Linked DNA regions of Homo sapiens: all the other regions are linked to region 2. A link is an interaction called in ENCODE POLR2A ChIA-PET data of the cell type or tissue named here. Cell type or tissue: OCI-LY7. All regions are shown on one strand. Region 1 overlaps LINC01627 (long intergenic non-protein coding RNA 1627). Region 2 overlaps ZCCHC7 (zinc finger CCHC-type containing 7). Region 3 holds the start of LOC124902154 (a long non-coding RNA gene). Region 4 has its middle 38 kb from the start of ZCCHC7. Region 5 has its middle 2.7 kb from the start of PAX5.

Evidence for each region. ChIA-PET counts read pairs that join two places held together with the same protein. Peaks named below come from ENCODE experiments on the same cell type or tissue, not always from the same donor. Only the 100,000 strongest peaks of a DNase experiment are listed, where the experiment ranks them.
Region 1: POLR2A ChIA-PET joins it to region 2 with 15 read pairs; 8 of 35 experiments call an interaction of 5 or more read pairs at or near these places.
Region 3: POLR2A ChIA-PET joins it to region 2 with 13 read pairs; 3 of 35 experiments call an interaction of 5 or more read pairs at or near these places.
Region 4: POLR2A ChIA-PET joins it to region 2 with 29 read pairs; 3 of 35 experiments call an interaction of 5 or more read pairs at or near these places.
Region 5: POLR2A ChIA-PET joins it to region 2 with 11 read pairs; 4 of 35 experiments call an interaction of 5 or more read pairs at or near these places.

The regions. Positions count from the first base shown.
Region 1 is chr9:37,381,248-37,385,247 of GRCh38, reverse strand. It overlaps LINC01627 (long intergenic non-protein coding RNA 1627), which reads left to right. Exons shown (of 3, transcript XR_002956875.2): 3 at 802-881. LOC124902153 (a long non-coding RNA gene) reads right to left here. Exons shown (of 3, transcript XR_007061478.1): 2 at 2,976-3,071. Among named protein-coding and RNA genes, the nearest start is that of LINC01627, 12 kb to the left of the region's middle. RefSeq lists a silencer at 2,747-2,796. In OCI-LY7, no CTCF peak of the experiment used is centred here; DNase peaks (open chromatin) are centred at 2,037, 2,357 and 3,927; H3K4me3 peaks cover 1,515 bases; H3K27ac peaks cover 3,864 bases.
Region 2 is chr9:37,327,641-37,331,640 of GRCh38, reverse strand. It overlaps ZCCHC7 (zinc finger CCHC-type containing 7), which reads right to left. Exons shown (of 9, transcript NM_032226.3): 6 at 3,807-3,842. Among named protein-coding and RNA genes, the nearest start is that of LINC01627, 65 kb to the left of the region's middle. In OCI-LY7, CTCF peaks have their summits at 1,665 and 1,865; DNase peaks (open chromatin) are centred at 810, 1,860 and 3,918; H3K4me3 peaks cover 3,080 bases; H3K27ac peaks cover 4,000 bases.
Region 3 is chr9:37,407,621-37,411,620 of GRCh38, reverse strand. LOC124902154 (a long non-coding RNA gene) reads left to right here and starts at 2,543. Exons shown (of 4, transcript XR_007061481.1): 1 at 2,543-2,729; 2 at 2,953-3,050. LOC105376035 (a long non-coding RNA gene) reads right to left here. Exons shown (of 4, transcript XR_007061479.1): 2 at 2,265-2,521. RefSeq lists enhancers at 859-908, 686-1,477, 1,963-2,382. In OCI-LY7, CTCF peaks have their summits at 155 (motif pointing right), 2,055, 3,752 and 3,955; DNase peaks (open chromatin) are centred at 80, 840, 2,290, 3,950 and 1 weaker place; H3K4me3 peaks cover 3,691 bases; H3K27ac peaks cover 4,000 bases.
Region 4 is chr9:37,080,205-37,084,204 of GRCh38, reverse strand. It overlaps the pseudogene EBLN3P. Among named protein-coding and RNA genes, the nearest start is that of ZCCHC7, 38 kb to the left of the region's middle. In OCI-LY7, CTCF peaks have their summits at 695 and 895; DNase peaks (open chromatin) are centred at 386, 1,804 and 2,672; H3K4me3 peaks cover 4,000 bases; H3K27ac peaks cover 4,000 bases.
Region 5 is chr9:37,034,984-37,038,983 of GRCh38, reverse strand. No RefSeq gene overlaps it. Among named protein-coding and RNA genes, the nearest start is that of PAX5, 2.7 kb to the right of the region's middle. RefSeq lists enhancers at 405-982, 1,481-1,560, 2,561-2,610 and a silencer at 3,144-3,303. In OCI-LY7, CTCF peaks have their summits at 2,206, 2,407 and 3,928; DNase peaks (open chromatin) are centred at 1,193, 1,593, 1,953, 2,463 and 3 weaker places; H3K4me3 peaks cover 4,000 bases; H3K27ac peaks cover 3,718 bases.

The DNA of each region.
Region 1 (4,000 bases), 54 kb before region 2:
AGCTGGGATTACAGGTGCACACCACCATGCCAGGCTAATTTTTGTATTTTTTGGTAGAGGCGGAGTTTCACCATGTTGGCCAGGCTGGTCTCGAACTCCTGACCTCAAGTGATCCGCCTGCCTTGGCCTCCCAAAGTATTGGGATTACTACAGGCATCAGCCACCACACCCAGCCCACATTCAGAACTTTTGAAAGGACATTCGGGCTTCCAGGTGTCCCCTGAGGTTGGCCCCATTGTTGCTCAGCCCGCATGGCAGCTAGACTTTCCCATTTGCCCACTCCTGCCTCTACCCACCTTGCCCAGGTGCTGATGCCAAGAGTCCTCTTCCATAAACATCCATGTCAGGGGCTCGGGAGCCTCACCTGCAGCGTTTGTTTAGGCCACTCCTCTGAGTGACGGTGGAGCTGGGGCCAGGGGAGAGAGCCTGACCTGTCTTGGACAGAGAGAAGCTCTGCTAACCCTCAAGAGGGCCACTCAGGGCTTCTTGGGTGACCTTGGTCCCCAGTACTCAGCCAGTCTGAGGACCCAGAGCCTTGGAGACCAGGGGCGAGTGTGCCTTGGGCTTCTGTTATCCCCATTGCGCCTGCCTAATAGCAGAACCACACCACAATAACACTGGAGCTAAATTCTAATAGCTAGCCCCACCCGTTAATGGCCTCTTATACATTTAAATTGGGTGTGATCCTTTGGGAACTGTAATGTTATTCATGGAGATTGTGTCGCCTAATTTGAATACAGAAAACTGTACTTAAGAGATACGGCAGCTCAGATGGTTTCTTCTTTCCCTCCTCCTGTCCAGCTTCTCAGTTCGGCTTGGCTGAGGGTACACTGTGTGCCAGAGAAGCATAAGGGCCGCTGCCACCATTAAGTAGAGAAAAGAATGCGGAACAGCAGGGCATGGTGGCTCACACCTGTTATCCCAGCACCATGGGAGGCCCAGGTGAGGATCGCTTGAGTCCAGGAGGTCGACCAGCCTGGACAATGTAGTGGGACCCTGTCTCAAAAAAAAGGAAGGAAGGAAGGGAGGGAAGGAGGAAGGAAGGAAGGAGGGAAGGAAGGAAGGAAGGAAGGAAGGAAGGAAGGAAGGAAGGAAGGAAGGAAGGAAGGAAAGAAGGAAAAAATGCAGTGTGGAAGTCAATTGAAACCAACAAAAAGTCAGAATTCCACTGTGTGACTTCAGCAAATTACTTAGCCTCTCTGAGCCTCGGTTTTCTTGTCTATAAGTGACAAGAGTTTTAGTTCTCCTGCTGTGGGAGGACTGCATGTCAGTGAATACACAGAGAGCACACAGCATGGGGTACTCAAGTATCAAATATTTGAAGTATTGGCTGCAAAAATTCACAAGAGTTATTTGTTTGGACCACCTCGATCCTCATGTTTTTCAATGTAAATAACAATAGAAAGATTGGCAGGCAGGTTGTTTTTCATTTTTCTTTTTTGTGTTTTTGAGACAGGGTCTGCTCTTGAATACACCAGCAGCCTTGAACAAGATGTTCACGGCGGCTCGATTGGTGGGGAGGGGGTTTGCCCAGATGTGCAACAGTAGGGAAGGCTGTGGAGGAAAGTAAGGAACTCCAGCTGCCTGCAGAGAATGTGACACTGCCATAAGACCAGGAGAGTGGCGGGGCCCCTGTGAGGCTCCAGAACTCAGCGCCTGCTCCCTCTTTCCTGGTGGAGGAGCATCCCTGCCCCGACAACACACACATCACACAGGAAGTGGGGCTTTTCCCTACAGAAAACCTGGCTTCAGACCTAGGTAGCTCTGGATAACCAGGACAGAATCACATCTGAGCTGGAACTGTCCCCATCTAACCCCACTGCTCCCCACACAGAGGGGACACTGAGGCCCAGTGGGGGATGACTTGTCCAGGGACACACGGCTGGCCCAGAACTTGGGTCCTGGCCTCTGTCTTGGGCCCTTCTCTGACCAGCTGCCTTTTCCACTTCCTTGCAGCTGGCAGGAGGTGCCTCCTTCTTTGTCCAGAAAGAAGAAAGAGTGGCTGCTTGGCCCGGGGGCTGTCAAAGGGCAAACCAGGTCAATGGTCCCACCCGGCCCACAGCGTCAGAGGTCCCCCACGAACGACTTGGCTGAGGCATCCCTCCAGGGGTGGGGATTGGCCCCTCCATCCTCATGGCAAGCATGCTAATAGGCCTCCTCCTATCACTGCCTCCTGTTTCTTGGATGGGATAAACTGTTTGGCCTTTGGACAAGATTACTTTTGCACCAAACAGGATTGTTATCACTTAATTGAAAATAATTATCCAATGCAAATTGAGTTCAACTTATCTAGCTGGAAATAAAGAAGTGAGTATTTTGGGTGGTTTCACTGCTGCAAAGGCAGGTATTTTAAGCAAATGAAAGTAACGAGATGCAGGCTGTGTTTTCTGCAGGAGGCCCTGGGAAATCTGGGGGCCTTTCTTGAGTTGGCCCCTATGGCCGGGAAGTCTGGGTCACCCCCTTGTCCACATCAGCGGTTGTTCTAATGAGTCTGTACTGGGGGAGAAGCTCTGACAGAGCCGGAGGCCGTGGGGGTGGCTGACTGTGGCAGGGGTGCCTATAATCCCACACTGTGGTTCTGTCCCTGTGGAGCTTATCTCTTCAGACACAGGCCCTGGCCTCCTCCAGAAACAAGAAAAAAGTGTAGGGGGAAGGAGAGAGTGCTCTTAATGTAGGTCTACTGTGGGTGGCCACGTCTCCTCCTCTGTGTCCTTTACCACAGGCACTGTGCCCTTCAACCATCCAGGTACCTGAGCCAAACCAAGTTCTCTGAGGCTCTCTCCGTCTTGCCCACTCACTCGACTGGCCGCTAACTCCATTTGCTTACTTAAGTATTTCTTGGCTTTGTTAATTTCTTTCCACGCCCACTGTATCAGTTGCCCATTGCTGCAGCAATACTGCGTAACAAACAGCCCCAGAATCTCAGTGGTCTGCAACAACAGGCGTTCCTTCTCAGGGCCTGCAGCTCTACTGACCTTGGCTGGGCTCACTCAGGGGTTGGCAAGCTGGTGGGCATCTCTGCTGTACGTGTCCCTCATCCTCCTAGGGTCCACGGCCAAGCTGGACAGGTTCTTCTCATGGTGATGGCAGATGCATGAGAGGAAAAGTAGAAATATGTAAGGTCTCTTACCATCAGCTCTCAGACCTGGTATCAAGACTCATCTGCCCCATTCCATTGATCAAAGTAAGTCACAAGACCAAGCCCAAAGTCTCATATAGCCAGAGTGTGGATGCAGGGAGGTGGAAGAATTGGGACTAAAATTCACACCTACTACTGCCACCACTGACCTTCCTGGGACCTCCAGTCCTGACGTCCCCACTGGAGTCCTCACCTCTGGTCTCAAACTCTCTGATCTATTCTCCATAGAGTAGTTAGTTTGCTCCTTCTAAAATGCAGACCTGAGCATATTACCTTTCAGCTTAAAAATCCTTACAATCCTTCTTTCATGTGGGGGTCTTATTCCTGTTTTCTGAGAATAATTGAAATTCAATTGTAAAATTACTCTTTTTAGCAATACCCTAAGGAGCCTATGAAAGATGCCAACAGTACAGTTATTGTGGTGGCCCCTCTAATTGAGTGGCTCTGGTTCTCCTTGTTTCTAGGGGCAGCCCTGGCTGTGCGTGCTCACACATGGCAATGCACGGGAGATCTGCAGCCCGGACAGGAGCTGGAGCACGTGGGAAGGACATGAGGCAAATGCTCAAGGACTCGAGAACAGCAGGCCCCAGTGGTGGGAGGGGCACCCTTTGAGCACTGTTACATGGGAAGGCCATGGCACGGCGCCAGGCTCATGGCAGGGACTTTATTCTCTTCCAAACTCCAACCATGAATCCACCCAGGTGTAAACCTTCTACAGTAAGCCAATTGTGCCTACTGAAGCTCTGTAGACAAGTGCTGCTCAAAATGTCACCTGCAGACCTGTGCTGCTCTGCAAACGCTTGGTTAGATGTCCATGAAGGGGAATAAGAAGCTCGCACTGGAATGTACGTTACTGTCACT
Region 2 (4,000 bases):
CAATTAGAAAATTATCTATCCTATCTTACATCACAATCTCAGGATAAAGGCTTTTGCATAGCTATAGTCTCAGAACCAAAACCACCTTCTTATTCCTTCCTTCTGGAGTGTAAAACATAGTTCTAGAGTTAAATCCAAATCTGTTGACATTTAGGGGTACCCACTCTGTAGTATGGCATAGAATGCTTTAGAGAATAACATTCTCACTCAGTATAAAACTCCAAACTGTGAAAACACAAAAAATACATTTCTAAATGGGTATTTCCAGGTAAGGACAGAAAACTAAGTGGCAAAATGAAATGTAATATTGTTACTTATGGTTTATAAGATATACCCTGACAAACTGTGGCCATAAGCCTTTCTTAGGCCAGAAAGGAAGTCAAGCACACTCATTTCTCTACTCTTCCCCATTTCCCGGATAACAAATAGTCTATTTTTTGAAGTGTGAATTCTAGGCATTCAAAACATTATATATAAAAAAACAATTAAGGCTTAATTCTTCTAAAACAGTTACATTTGCTTCCTGCTTAAACCTTCAGTTAAAATAAAAGGCAGTAGGGTTGAAATACATTTTAACAATGCACACAAAGAAATCAAATGCAAAATTAAACATAAAAGATGCATTGTCCTTTTCGATTCTTAACACATACAGCCCTCAAATAGCAAACTCCTGGTTACTTTTTAAAGTAAGTAGATTAAAAACAAGATTAACCAAATGTCCAACTCATGTCAAATCATAGCCTCTACTAGTTAAAAATTCTGTTGGTTGTAAAACTCTGTTGGTGGCCATATTGGCCTAGGATTTTTAATATAAATGAGAGTAGAAATGACAGGGGGTGGGGGAAGGGACATTCTTTCTCGAATAAAGGGGGAAATTTTTATCTAGAATGAGTTATTTGAAAGATGAAAAAGAACATTAAAAGTCAGGCTCTACAAAAATCTGAAAATGTAGCAGAAATGAAAATACAAGAAGTTATATTTTAGCTATATTATTAAACATTTAAAAGCATTCTAAACATTTTTGAAGGAGGTAAAAATATTAACTATTTGAGGAAATTATGTACTTGTTAAGTAAAAACAATATTTTTTTCTTTTTTTCATGGTCTCCAAATTGATAAAGACATTAAATTATATAATTATAGAATCATTAAAACATAGAAAGATGGTGTCACCAGATGGTTGTTATAATATGGATGTTTGTGTATATGTAGTCTTTTTAGTTTTATTAGCATGAACCCTTTAGAATGATGGTCTTTAGCTTTTATTAATGTAGTCGAGTCTAGCTGATTAAAAAGCTATTATATTCATATACAGGTTGTTGAAGATATTTCATTTTATTTTTCTTGAAATTGTTGAAAATAGTGAACACTTCTATAACTTTCTTCTTAGTTCTGAAAGTGTTTTAAGGAATTTTTTATTTGGAATATTTCAAAAGTCCACTTGTAACAATCAACTACACCACCTTTCTTATGTGTTTGAGAAACAATATTCTGTTTAACCTATAGACTTTTTTGGTTTTTAAAGAAAACGACTCCTGGATAAACATTAATTTACTGTTAAAATTTAAGTCGTTCTGTAAATGACCCTCTAGTTGGGAGGCAGATAAAAGCAACTGTAAAGCTCCCAAATATAAACATCTCCAAACTGGATACTAATCATCTTTGCCATCATTTGGGGTAAGAAATATGACAATTTTGGTTAGAAAAAGTAATTAATCAATGCTTAAGTGTAGAAAGCTCCAGAGTTTTAAGCAGACTGGTTTAAATGAATAAGTAGTAACAATTCTAACTGAGGCTTCATTACTTGGTCACTGCGCTGATTGACTCAACATTCATGTGTGAGGGCTACTAGGAGTCAATAGATGGCAGTCCATCGCCTAGTAAAAGAGCTGAAGATGACTAAAATCATCATGCATCTTGTTTTTATTCAAGACTGAATATTGCTTCATTGCATACATTTGGATATTGTCCATATACTGATAATTTAAATAATTACTTAACTATTTTATTTTAGAGACACTGATATATGCACAAGTTCATAAACATGCTAGTTTTATATTTATACTTGCATAGTAAACTCATTATTAATTTCAACTTGATAATTTATAAACTGTGATGGCAACTTCAATATTATTTTAAAAAATTAACCAGGATTCCAGATTGGAACAAACAAAGTTTTCAAATTGAATTTGTTATACCTATAAATAGAATATATTGTAATTCCTTAAAAAGTAAATTTATTTTGTATTATTTTTTCCTAATGATTCTTTTTAAAATTTATGTTTCTGAACAGCTAAAATATTAAGCAAACCTTCAAATATTTCTGTTACATTGAAACAAATTTTTACCCTTTAACTATAGGTATATAAACGAACACAGGTGTAAATAATCAAAAGAGCAGCTTTAAAATCATACTTCCTACACTTCAAGATTGGAATTGTTTAAATTAGGGGAAAAGCTAAAATAAATGCAATGTCAAATCTATAAGGATATTACTTTATACAGTTACAAAGAGTAGCTCTGTCATCTTGAAAAGTATAACATATAATTAGATTCTAATTAAGTTTAGGCTGTAATGATTTCACTATATTATGATAGGATAAAAAAACTGCTACATAAGCACAAACAATGTATTCAGATGAATTACATTTGTAATATATATGTGTAACATACATGGGTATGTATATATTTTTGGGTATAACACTTAAGTTTTTAACAAATCCTAATTTGAGATTTGAGGAATAGTTGAGGAGTTACAGCTTTCTACTGAAAATCTTTAAAAAAATTAAATGGTAATCACAAAATGTGAAAACAAACCACCTTATATAATTTATGGCCTCTTGGGCCTGTGACAGACAGACAGGTAGTTTGAGTCTACTTGTTGGTTTACTTTTTATTTCTCTAAGGAGAATGATAAGAAGTCATGTTTTGAAAGAACTTTGCCCTTTGTATTTTTACAACCTGTCTTTGTGTAAACAAAACTTTTAACTATGCTAAACCTTAAGAAACAATGTTTAACAACTTTTAATTAATATATATTATGTTATATAACTGTAATAATTAAAAGAATAATGGTCTGTTGCTTAGCACAACATATTTAATACAGTAAAAGAAGTGAGTAGTAGGGCTATGGTGAATTACTGAAATGATTTAAGCTGAACATTAAAAGTAAACTAACTTCATAATATTGAGCACCAGTCAATTAGATTCTCTAGCAAACTGTATTTTCTGCTTCTACTTAGCCTAAAATCACAATAAAAGGAAACTAGGAATTGAATAACTTGAATGGTATTAAGCAGATATTTATACATTTTGAATAAGTCAAGAAGGGCTTAAGGATATGACAGTTGAATTATTCTATATGAAATATACACTAAGCTTTTTCTAGGTTCATTGAAAAATATCAGTAACTGTTTTAGTAAAAGCAACTGAAGATACTGTGGACTGAATGCTTGTGGACTGTGGATAATACAACATTTTAAAGACACTGGATTATTACTCTTTAAGGCTCCCAGTATACTTTTTCCCTTTAATTTAATGAATATAGTCTGGAAGACTAAGAGATACCATGATGTAATCATTAAATGATGTGAGTAATAAAAAAATCAAATTCTTTTAAGAACAGGAAGATAGGGTAGGGGGCAGTGGAAAAGAGAAAAAGTGTATTATTGCTTTCTCCGTACAAAAACTCTTCAGATGTTTATTATCTTCCAGCAGAAGATGCTTGTCTATATTTTATGGTCAGCAGTTCAGAGAAGGGTAAATAGGCTAGGTCTTGGGGAAAATAAAAAAGGTGTTTCTACTCACCGTTAGGTGATACTGCCTCCAGATTTCTGTGCAAGCCTGGAAAATAAAAATATTGATCAGCTGGGAGCATGAAACAAGGTACTTTACAGCCTGTTGGTTTTGGCATAACCCAGCATCCACCGGTGTCGGTCACAGGAAAATAAGAAGCTTAACAGAAAGGGTCTGCATTTCAGCTTCAAAAACCTGGCTAGACA
Region 3 (4,000 bases), 80 kb before region 2:
TCATTCTGCCAAAGCCGTTCAGAAGTGAGTCACTAGCCCAGAACAGGCCCCACATAGCTGCACCAGCTCAGACTCCATCTAGCTGCACCTGCAGGAGCTAAGGCTCGAGGTGGACATCGGGCCTGGGCCCCAGGGCAGAGTCATGACCAACAGGGGGCAGCCCAGGGAGCTACTCCCCAGCCTTCAGTGGGCCCCACTTCCCTTCCCTCCTCCCCTCCCTGAAGGCCCCTCCCAGACCGCTTGGCCTCCGGCCTTGCCTCCTCCAACCTGATCTCCTGGGGTTGCTCAAGGGTCTCCTCTAAAAAGCAAATCCGGTCTTGTCTTTCCCCTGCCTGCCGCATTCCGTGGCTCCTCACTGCTCTCAGGAGAAAGACCAAAGTCCCTGTGTGCTCCCAAGCCCTCTCCTGATGATGCAGAGGCGTGGCCCATAGGGACTGAGAGCTGCTCACTTCAGGCAGAAGCCAGGCATCCTGGCAGCCCCTGAGAGCCGCCCAGCTGGCCAGAAGGACCTGCTCCCAGGCCTCCCTTTCCCTGTAATTCATATATAGAAAGCATCTAAATCAGGAGCCAACCCTCCACCAGAGGGAGCGGCGCCCTGGAGGTGGAAGTGGAGCTTTTCTTAGTCATTACATTTGGTTTTGTTTTGGGGGAAAAAAACAAAATGAAACAATTAAGGTCTTATTTTCACAATCACCTGTGGAATGAGGAGGCTTCCAGATGGTATTTGGTGAGAGCACCAGGAACCTTGTGGTCCTGTGAGGGCATTCAGGGGTAGGGAGTCTAACTCATCACCCAATCCTCATGGCTCCAACTTTAAACACACCCAGAAGCCTATCTCGTCCCCCAGCCCAGCTCCGTCGCCTGCACCTGGTCCAAGCTGAGGCCCCTCTGCCCCAGCCTCCTGGTTGCCCCACTGTTTCTGCCCTGGGCCTGCTCCAGTCCCTTCTCACGGACAGCCAGAGCCAAGCCTCTGCTCCAGTAAGGGATCTCTCCAAAGGCTCCTGTCTCCCTCCGGGTAAGGCCAGGGTCCTAATCACGGCCCACAGAGGCCGACACCACCGCCTCTGACCTCCCTCCCTCTGTCTCCAGCTTTCCTGGGATCCCGCCTGGGATCCCCTCTGCCCAGCACTCAGACCTCCTGCACCAGCTGTTCCCCTGCCTGGAACATTCTCCACTCCCCCCAGGTCCACAGGGTCTGAGCCTCATGTCCTACAGATGTCACTCAAAGGGTGGCCCTTCACTGGCTTCCCTGATGGCACCACTTCCTGCCCACTGGTCCTTCTCCCCCTCCCTCACTCTGCCTCATCTAGCCCTGGACACTCCACCAATCTGATACATCTTTATTTCTCTGTTTATTGTCTAGTTTCCCTCCATGCCCACCAGGATGTAAGCTCTGAGAGCAGGGGCTTTGTTTCATTCGCTGCCATAATTCCAGTACCAAGAACAATGCCTGGCACCTCCTAGTAGGTGCTCAATAAATATTTATTGAATGAATGAATGATTGAATTATGTCTGTCATTGACAGAGGGAAGTCTGGGCAACATAGTGAGACCCCATCTCTACCAAAACTAAATAATTAGCCAGGTGTGGTGGTGCATGCCTGTAATCCCAGCTACTCCAGAGGCTGATACAGGAGGATTGCTTGGTCCCAGGAGGTAGAGGCCACAGTGAGCCATGATCACACTGCTGCACTCCAGCCTAGGCAACAGAGAGAGATATAGTCTCAAAAAAAAAAAAAAAAAAAGGAAAAGAAAAAAAGAAAAGAAAATACATAGGGGTGGGCAGATTTCCCCTAAGATGCTCTAAGGATGCCCTCTCTAGGTGCAGGAGTCAGTCTAAAGTTACCTCCTGGGGGAAGTCTTCTGTCCAGTTTTTAAATGGAAGTTCTAGCTGCAGGCAGCAAGTCTCATCACTGAATAGAACCGGTTTTCATTTGGTGCAAACACTATCTCCTCCAGGAAGCCCTCCCAGGACCCTTCCCAGCCCCTAGTGAAAGTGCCTCCCTCCTGCTAGCCTGCCACTTTCTCCCTTGTGGTCCATTCTGGATGTCAGTGCCGGGCCAGTGAGCATCCTAGCGGGCGCCTGAGTCATACCCGGAGTGCACCTGGAGAGCCCCTTTCTGCTCACACTTTACAGGGCCCCATGCTGGCCTCAGACACGCCCATCTTCTCATTTAAGCCTTACAACAACCTTCCGAGGTAGTCATCACCATCCCCATCTTACAGATAAGGAAACTGCGGTCAGAGGCCACAGAGGTGACTTACCCGAGCCCCACACCTGGTGTCACAGTGGAGTGGAGCCTGGCTCCTTGGCCCTGAGTTCAGCCCCCATCACAGCTGCCGAATTCACAGTCAGTGCTCAACACGTGTTCACGTGTTTGGAGGACGAACCAAACCCGAGTTCTCGGGGCTCCCCAGCCAGCATGAAGACCGTGTAACCACAGCACGCATGGGCGGGCCGCTTGGCAATGGCCAGGCTCATGCTCTACTGAGCCCCTGGGGGTCACGACTCCCCTGCTGCTCTGTGCAGAGAAAGAAAAGGCAGTCACCTCTCTCTTCCCTCACTGGAAGGTGAGGCCCAGGGGGTCCGGCCTGTGGGATGTGAAGAAGCCACACATTGGTGCCCATCACCTGGTCCTCAGCCTCTCCTTAGGGCAGAGTCGAGGCCCAGAAGGTTGAAAGAGCTGGAAGCTGGGGAAGAGCCTGCACCAGTGCCTTTGCCTCTTATCAGTCAGTCCGATTTTTGTTCTCTGACTCCCCCTGCTACATACCAGAATGGTGCTCTCTCTCTCCCCCTCTCTGGGATCTGCACCTCAGTTTCCTTGTCTGTAATATGGGGGTAACTGAACCCCCATATTAAAAGGATCCAAGGATAAATGAGATAACACAAGTGCTTGGCATAGGGCCTGGAAGAAAAAAGTAAATTCCTTTTTTTTTTCGCTCTGTCGCCCAGGCTGGAGTGCAGTGGCGTGATCTCAGCTTACTACAACCTCCGCCTCCCAGGTTCAAGCGATTCTCCTGCCTCAGCCTCTTGAGTAGCTGGGATTACAGGTGCGTGCCCGGCTAATTTTTGTATTTTTAGTAGAGACGGGGTTTCACCATGTTAGACCAGGCTGGTCTCGAACTCAGGTGATCCACCTGCTTCAGCCTCCCAAAGTGCTGGGATTACAGGCACTGTAATCCGCGGTGAGCCACCGCGCCCGGCCCAAAAGAAAGTAAATTCTTAATAAGCAGAACATGTAATTATTAGCTAGCACATATATTACTTTGCCTCCTTCTTCCCCACTCTTACAAATGGATCTCAAGGCCTGGAGCTACAAACTTGGTTGTTAGACATCCTATTTGTTTAGAATGAAAAACAAAACAAAATAATAGTGCCCAATGCTGGAGAATGCCATGCAGAAATAGTACAGTGTCAGCCGGGCATGGTGGCTCACGCCTGTAATCCCAGCACTTTGGGAGGCCAAGGTGGGTGGATCACCTGAGGTCAGGAGTTTGAGACCAGCCTGGGCAACATGGCGAAACTCCACCTCTACTAAAAATACAAAAATTAGCCGGGTGTGGTGGCGCATGCCTGTAGTCCCAGTTACTCGGGAGGCTGAGGTGGGAGGATTGCTTGACCCAGGAAGTTGAGGCTGCAGTAGGCTGTAATCATAACACTGCACTCCAGCCTAAGCAACAGAAGAGATCCTGTCTCAAAATATAAAATACATAAAATAAAGCACAGTATAATAGCATTTTATGAGCATTTTAAATATTCAAGGTATTTTATCAAATGTTAAATACTGATAAATTCTCATTTTTGTCTCAGCTCTCCTGACTTTTAAAATGTATACCAAAAAAAAGTCATTTTGAAGCTGTCCAGTTAAGTGAGCTGTAAACTGGATTTACAATATTGCCAAGTAAGGCATTTCCTCAAACTGGCAAACTAATATAAATGTCTCCCCCTGTCTTTTGTCAGGTGTAGTCTTTCCTTCTTCTTTTTTCTTTTTTCTTTTCAG
Region 4 (4,000 bases), 250 kb after region 2:
TCCAGCCTGGGTGACAGAACAAAACCCCAATTCCAAAAAAAAACCAAAAAAACCCTGATAAACCTGTTTATTCCTGTGCTTGTTATAAAACTGTGTATAAAATACAAACGTAATAAAGACCTAAAATTGAGAGAAAACTCCCAACTTTGGGAATAAATGCATAAAGTGAAACACTTAGTACTGTGAGCATATTAAATCCTTCTCAGCCTTCATCTTTTAAACTTGGCTCAAAATCACTTCCCACCAGATTAAATTAAATGCCCCTTTTATAGGCTTTCATAGCACTTTACATTTCAAAACACTCATCACATTTCTAATTATTTATTCAATGTAAATCTCCCAGAAGCACAGATCACAAACCACAGGAGGGGCAGGAACTATATACACTCTGCTAAACAATGAATCACCAAAGCCAAGCAGGGTAACTGGTATTTTGGGGGCCATCTATAAGTATCTGTTGAATTTATAAATGAATTATAACACCAGGCCATTTGTCCTTCAGCCCTGATAAATCTAGTATGTGCTTAAAATACAGAAATTATGATAGGATAAATTTCTCTGCTGTCTTTCAACTACTCCAAAGTCTTAGAAATTCTCATATCTACACAGTAGATGTTTCCATTAGGTACTGATGGACTACTGACTAAAATGAGAGCTCTGGAAAAATAAGCTTGTGTCCAAAAATCAAGGACAGCCCAGACAGCAATAACAATGCCAATTTATTCTTTTTTCCACTTGTAGCTATACACATAAAGTTAAAAATAGTTGTTTTCTTAGCCACTCAAATTTCTGCCCAAAATGTCAGGGTGTTGTGATGCTAGTTCTGGTAATAGAACCAGCTTAATCCCAAGAACCAAATGGACAAGAGCCAAAAATGTACTACATTCTTGCTGGAGTTTTTTGTTTTCCAGAAATAAATAAACCCACCTGTTAATGCTTTTCTTCTAAAAGGTATCATATACCTGTGCCCTTGTTGTACTGTCCTTCAGGTGGCTATGCTGTTATTGTCACACAAATTGAATGTGATTGTCTGAATAATGCTCATAGCATTCATCAGTTTATATTGAATTGTTAGCCTCAGAGGAATTCAAATAAAAGATGAATCCTTTCCTTTTTATTTAATAGGTAAATTAATTCTAAAAGAAGTCAAAGGAATTATGCTTCTTTCAAAATCCTCACTGGATCCATCCTGAGGATCCAGTGTGGACTTAAGATAAAACATAATTCCAGTGCAGCACAGAAAAAAATTAAAGAGCTAAATTACAGTTACAAATTTGTACTACTCTTGCAGCCATCCCAAAGGAAAGGGATTAAGAATAGAGCCATAGGCACACCTGTGAATGTATGCCAAAAATAAACTACAGAACCATAATAAAAACTGACTTCCCTGGGTCGAAGGATTTATCTCTTTCTCTAAAATGTAGAAAAATGAATTTAACAATTTAGCCCCTATGGCCTTTAAGAGGATTTTGTACCGTCTGTACTTGAAAATTGTGCTGGGCATAACCTGCTCTCTTATTTAGGTAGCTTATGTATGCCAGGGTTAAAGTCTGCCTGAGGCTGTTGTGGTTTATGTTACCGCTTTAATTACATTCAAATGAATTTAATAACTTTTTTAAAAAAGAGTATTCTCAGAGGACAATATATATGTTTTTTTACATACACACAAACAAACCCTTGACTCAGAAGGCTTTCTCAGCTTTTTGATCCCTGTACGTTGACTCCCAAGTATACTAACTAGATAACAAAATCAGATTATCTCATACAGACTACTCAATCTACCCACAGGAAACTGAAGTACAAAGAGATAGGAGGCCTATCCAAGGTTATGCAGCTGGTTAAGAACACAGCTAGAAGTGATTCACGTTTCTGTGATTCTCAGCCAACTGTCCACTAAAATTTTTAAATAAAATTTCCAAATAAGTAATTTCAAAGTAAAAAAACACCTTCCTTCATTGAAGTATTTGCATTGGTTCTAACACCTAAGTTTACCTCACAAATATCCATTTTACCTCCCAGCAGAGTTTAACAACTATGAATGAGACATTTTCGTTGGAAGAAAAACACACATTTGTCAGTTTATCATCCAAGAATCTCCCAAGTTAGTACTCAAAGACTTTATCAATCCCGTGACCAGAAAAGATATTTCTTATATAAGATCCTAAAATATCATGGAAATGGAAATGAAACTTATCTAAGAATCAAAATAGCTTAACAAATATAAAACAGCTATAGAATAACTGCAAAGGCTCTTCCCATTCAAAAGAGGGAGTAGTATTCATTGACTGAATTGTTTTAAACTAGACAACTTAAGGCTTATTTAAGCTTTCAGAATTTACTTTATGTTTTTTGAGATGGAGTTTCGCTCTTGTTGCCCAGGCTGCAGTGCAATGGCGCGATCTCGGCTCACCGCAACCTCTGCCTCCCGGGTTCAAGCAATTCTCCGGCTTCAGCCTCCCGAGTAACTGGGAGTACAGGCATGCGCCACCACGCCGGCTAATTTTTGTATATTTAGTAGAGACGGGGTTTCTCCATTTTGGTCAGGATGGTCTCGAACTCCTGACCTCAGGTGATCCGCCCGCCTCGGCCTCCCAAAGTGCTGAGATTTACAGGCGTCAGCCACCGCGCCCGGTCTTTAATCAATCTTTCTGGTCTCACAGCCTACCTACTGGTCATTCTGACCTTTTGCTCTTATTTACTTCCAAAGCACCTTTAGCCTCCCTAGATGTTCCTTCTTGACGACATAGGAATCTATCTCGGGCCGATTTAAATCAAATCCACAGCCTCATTTTCAGTCCAAATTTCACTGCAATATGCTGAACACACTTTACTTTCAACGTAAAATTTCTTTCTTACTATTAATGAGCTATCCTGATAGTGACAGGTGAAACACAATTGACTAAGGGGTTAAAATGTCCATTTTTCAAATGCCACGGCCACTCTGAATCAAATCTGAGATTGGAGTGGAGAAACCAAATGTGTAAAACAAAGGTCACAAAACAGAGGCAGAGCACAGTATTTCAGTGGGGGAAAAAAAATAAGCTAAATTTAGTCACATAAGTCCCAGCTCTTCTTGGGATATATATATGATTTTTATGAGAACTAATCCTATCCGGAAACATTTCCTTCACCTTTCCCTTAGCCCTTTTCCTTCGGTCATGCAGTCTCTTACCGTGCTAATTATCATATTAATATAATCCTCACTTGCGATCCTTCCTGACTTTATTCCCCATCCTCAGATTCTCTTGAAAGCATAATGCCTTCCTAAGTATACACACAATCCATTTAAAAGTCTTTGTATGCGACAGCCTAACTATTCAAACACGAAGTCATTTCTCTAACGGTCCTAGAAAAAATTTTTTAAAAGAAAAAGAAAACCACAAAGTCAAGAGCTTCTGAGGGGACCTGAAAAGTCATCAAATTGAACGCTCTCGTTTTATAGTTGGAGAAACTTATTCACTGAGCTAAAAGGGCCCTACTAATGGAGCCCCTAATTCAACTGTGTAATCTGATATAATCTTAAATTCAGCCTCAATAAGAGCTTTCTGGAATCGCCAGCGAGTCCGTGGGGGAGCCACGGCTAGAACCCAGGCCTCCTGATTCCCAGCCACAGCTTTTCCACCGAACCGGCAGCTCTTCCCAAAAGTTGAAGGCAACTGTCCGCTCACCGTCCAAGACTACTCGTTTTACATGAGGAAAGGGTCACAGCTCCCGAAATTTTGGATTCCACGGCGGCAGCTGCTGCTTCTGACAGCAGAGGCGGGAGGTGGCCCAGGACTACTCGGTCCTCAAAGACTGGACTCTCTCTCGGCGCGCCCGGACCTCCGCGCTTCACTGACTGGCTTCCCTAGAAGACTGGGGGCCTTGCGGGGAGATAAAAAGGGCAGACACGCCACCCCCACCGAGGCCCTGGACGCCCAGCCGCCCTAGAATCACGACCTTAGCCCTTGGAAAGCCAGGGAGATGCGGACCCCCTAGACCCGCAGCCCGGCCGCGTGGG
Region 5 (4,000 bases), 290 kb after region 2:
ATGAATATTTAAAGCTCACATTACACGGTGAACTAGAAGAAAAGGGGGTGAGGAGAGCCAACAGAACATCGTATAAATACTGATAGAAATAAAGCATCCTATGTGCAAACTTTCTTTAGCAAAATATGGTTTTATTACTTACACTTATTATGGTATTGTTAAATTTGAAAAGAAATATAAAGAGAAATGAACTGATTTACGCTTGTTTTCAATATTAAACAACCAGAATGCCAGTAAATCTTTTCAATGCCCCATTTTGGATTCTTAGGTGAGAGTGGATTGCTGGGACGTGTTGGCAAATTTTAAATACAACTGATTGCCTGTTTTCCATATTCATATATTGCGAATGTAACTCCAGGAGAGTGAATTTTATCTCAAAATTCTCCAAGAGTTGCCTTCAAATAGCGTCTCTGTGCATATGCATACGGCATACACTTGACGTCTACCATGTGTACCTGTGCGCTGGAAACTAGTCGTGGAACTGAATTGAATTAGTGGATTTGAGTTGAAATGAACCCATCCAAACGACCCCAGGTCTGCGCTCTTTGAGGCTTCTCTCAGTAACATTTCTAATGAAAGCAAGAAAAGCAGTAAAGTAAAACAACAATAGTAATAACCCACCATGAGCACCAGGTTACCCGAACACAGACCCATTGCGTATTCTAGCGCAACCCAAGTATTTCCGGGTGGCGAGTCGCTGGCACATGGTGCCCCAGTGAGCCCGCACCCGGAGCTCGAAGCCCTGTAGGCGCAGAGGACCCCACTGCCAACTGAAATGGGTGTTTTGACCCAAACCAATCCTCAGCTCCTTTTTGCCCCGGGCGCCGCCTGAAACCCCGAGGCGACGGCTGGCCCGCGATGTGCACTTTTTGCGCTCTGCGCTGGGGGAGTTGCAGGTGGAGAGGCGCCCCCATCCATCCCGGCACCGCCCCTAGGGAAGCCCCAAGTTTATACCGCAAGGGACCAACTCGCCGCGACTCGGCGTCCACCCTCAATGCTGACACAGTTCAGGCCCGGCAAACGAAGCAGGGCGGGGCTGGGCATTAGGGGCGCCGCCTGCCGAAGATGCGGTACCACGTGCGCGCTGTACGGACCCCGAATCCTGTGAGTCCAGCTCCGGCCACAGGCTTTCGAAGAACTGGGCCCTCGGCTTTAGGGCGGGGCCTCTTCTTTGCCTCCTGCCTGGATGTCGACTCCCACCCACGCTCTGCGCTAGCTCCGGGGCCGAGCCCCAGTGCCAGAGTCGTTCCCTGAGGCTTCTCCCAGGGCTCGCACAGAGGGAGGCCCAGTGGCGGACGGCGATGGCCCAGCCTTTGCTGGATTCCGGGCTAGGGGTCTGGGGAAGAGGGGCATCGGGCCGGAAATGAGCCCCAGTTCGGGCTCCACGAGCCCTGGAGCCCCCAACGATGTTTCCTGGCTGAGTTAAAGAGCCCGACCTTGGCCCCTCGCCTGGCGATGTCGGCCTCCCCCTCCCTTGCCCGCAGCGTCTTAGCTGGAGGGCAGCTCGCAGCGTGCCTAGGCCAACCCCTTCTGCGTCTCTTTTCTTTTCCTGTCACTCTCTGTTCTCGGCTTCTGCTTTCTCCTTCTCACAGAATGCCAGAGCGCCCAGGGGCCTGGAGGAGCTTCCGCACCAGCCCCTTTTCTGGGCCTCCAATTTGCCTTCCCCACAGTCTAGTCTCCCCCCGTTCCATATTTCTTTCTGTTTAGACTCTGCTCGTATTTCCTCGCCGATTGAGCCAGCATGTGTCTCTGCCTCTAAATCTTCTCCCTCGTGTAACATTAAACAAACCAAGGTGTGTTGAGCTGGAGAAGTCCTGGCAACGTGGACAGAAGGAATGGCTTATTCTGTCCTGGGGACATTTCCGGTCACTACAGTTCGGTTTCCCCTTGAGGCGGCGCCAGCTCCGGTTCCGCCCCGCAGGCCGCTGCTACGGAGGCGCCCGCTCGCTGTCTCGCTCTCTGGCGGTGTCTGCGTGTGTTCGGGTGTGGGCACATGTATCTGTGCTTGCAAACCAGGGCGGGCTCTCCAAACCGAAAGCTGCGCGGAGTTGGGTTTCTGGGATTCTAGGGCTGCGGGCAAGGGAGATGGGGGATTTTCCCGGGATCCCGACTCCGATCTGAGCCTAGACTCCCCGCGTTCTGGCCCCTTGTCCCGTATCTCTAGGGCCGCAGTGTCAATTCCGTGTCCTCCGAAGTGGTTCGTCACCTGCTCCGCCGAGGGGAGCCGCCCCTTGGGCCAACGCTGCGGGAGTCCGGACGGTCCGAAGCATGCTGGCCAGGCGCAAGGGGAGACCGACTCACAGGGGAGAGGGTGGGCAAGGGGACGGCGGCTGGGCCTCGGTACCCCGCGAGGGGGGCTCTGCGATTCTGACCCAGCAGCGGCGCCTCCGGGCCCGCGAGGTTTTGACGACCAGCGGGCGCCCCCTCGGGAACCACATTTGTTTCCCGCTGGTCTCGAGCGTCCAGAGCGCGAAGCGGCGGAGCACGGCGAACCTACGATTCGTGATGCTTGGCCTAATCCTCTGCCCTTCATGGGTGCGGGCAGGAACGGAGTAGCGGCTGATGTCCCCTCCCTAATCCCAAAGCCCCACAAAAGCCAAAATACACACGCAAACTCTCACCAGCGCATCTCACAAACACAAAAACTAAAGACAACACATGAAAATATAACCCGATCCCCCACCAAAACGTACAGTTCAAAAAAATAAAATTCAAATCGAAGGAAACAAAACACACACAACACGAAATTCCCTAAGGCAACACACACACAGACGACACCCACTCACACCAAATCAAAACACATCTAAACACCGCGGAGAAGGAAAAGCCTTACAAACGACACACAAAAAGACAGCCTACAAGGACAAAGTACAAAATTACACAAAATCAAAACTCACCCCAAAGACCAGGACTTACAGAGCAAAACCCGCTAAAATCAATCCCACGAAAAAACAACACGCAAAACACCCGAAACAAAAGAATATCCCATGGAAAAATGAAAACTCACAGAAAACAAACAAAAACAAAACAAGCCCTCTAAATGGAAACAACAACAACAACAAAACACCAACACCCCCCGCCCCCAGCCCGGGGTGAAATGTCAATTCCGGGAGGGCTTTTGATCTCCAGGCGCGGACAGGCCGCTCCTCCCAGGCGCTGCCTCCCGGCGCGGGCGAGGCGGGAGGGCGGGAAGCCTGGGCTGGGGCTGGGCTGCGGAGGGAAAGAGTCGAGCACTCGGAGATGGCCAAAAATCAAATCTCGGGGTAGGGACACGGGCCCGCAGGCTGCAGGGAGGAGGCGGCGCTGGGGAACTGCGCAGACCACTTGGTGGGGGGGCCGCCCGGGAATCCACAGCCACATTTCCGATTGTGGCGAAATCTGCTCAGTGGATATGTGATGTCCAGTTGCCGCCGGGGGCCCCCCTTTCCTCGAGCTCTAGGCTCTTCCCCCTAGGTTGCGACCCAGCCTCGTGACCACCCCCTCCAAAAAACAAACAACACTCTTGCTGAGGACGATTCACTCTCCAAAACTGCCATTGTCCGGCGGGCCAGGAGTCCTCCTACGGAGCGCTCCCCCGCCCTGGAGAACCTTTCCCCTGCGACCACCCCGCTGCAGGGCCCCACAGGCTTTCAGTGGCTAGGCCCAGCAGCTGAACTAACTCAAGGCTGGGGAGGGGAACAGGGAGGGGAGGCTTGAGTCTGGCCCGAAGAGAGAGGGCTGGACATGCCACACCTCTGCTCGGTCTCTGTGGATCTGATTTCCTCTCTGGAATCAAGTCCTGGGGCTCTGGGACTCCACAACGTCTCAGGGCTCGAGGGCAATGCGATTCCACTTATGGGCCGGGGTAAGGTGTCTGGAACTCCCGCCAATCTCCAGAAACTACTGAGATGTTCTGCTCTGCCCGGGTGCTCCAAAGCGGAAGCCCGGATTTCATCTCCAGTATTTCACAGCTTAACCTCCATGCTCTGGGCCAGAATGGAACTTGATGTGGGGAGGGGTT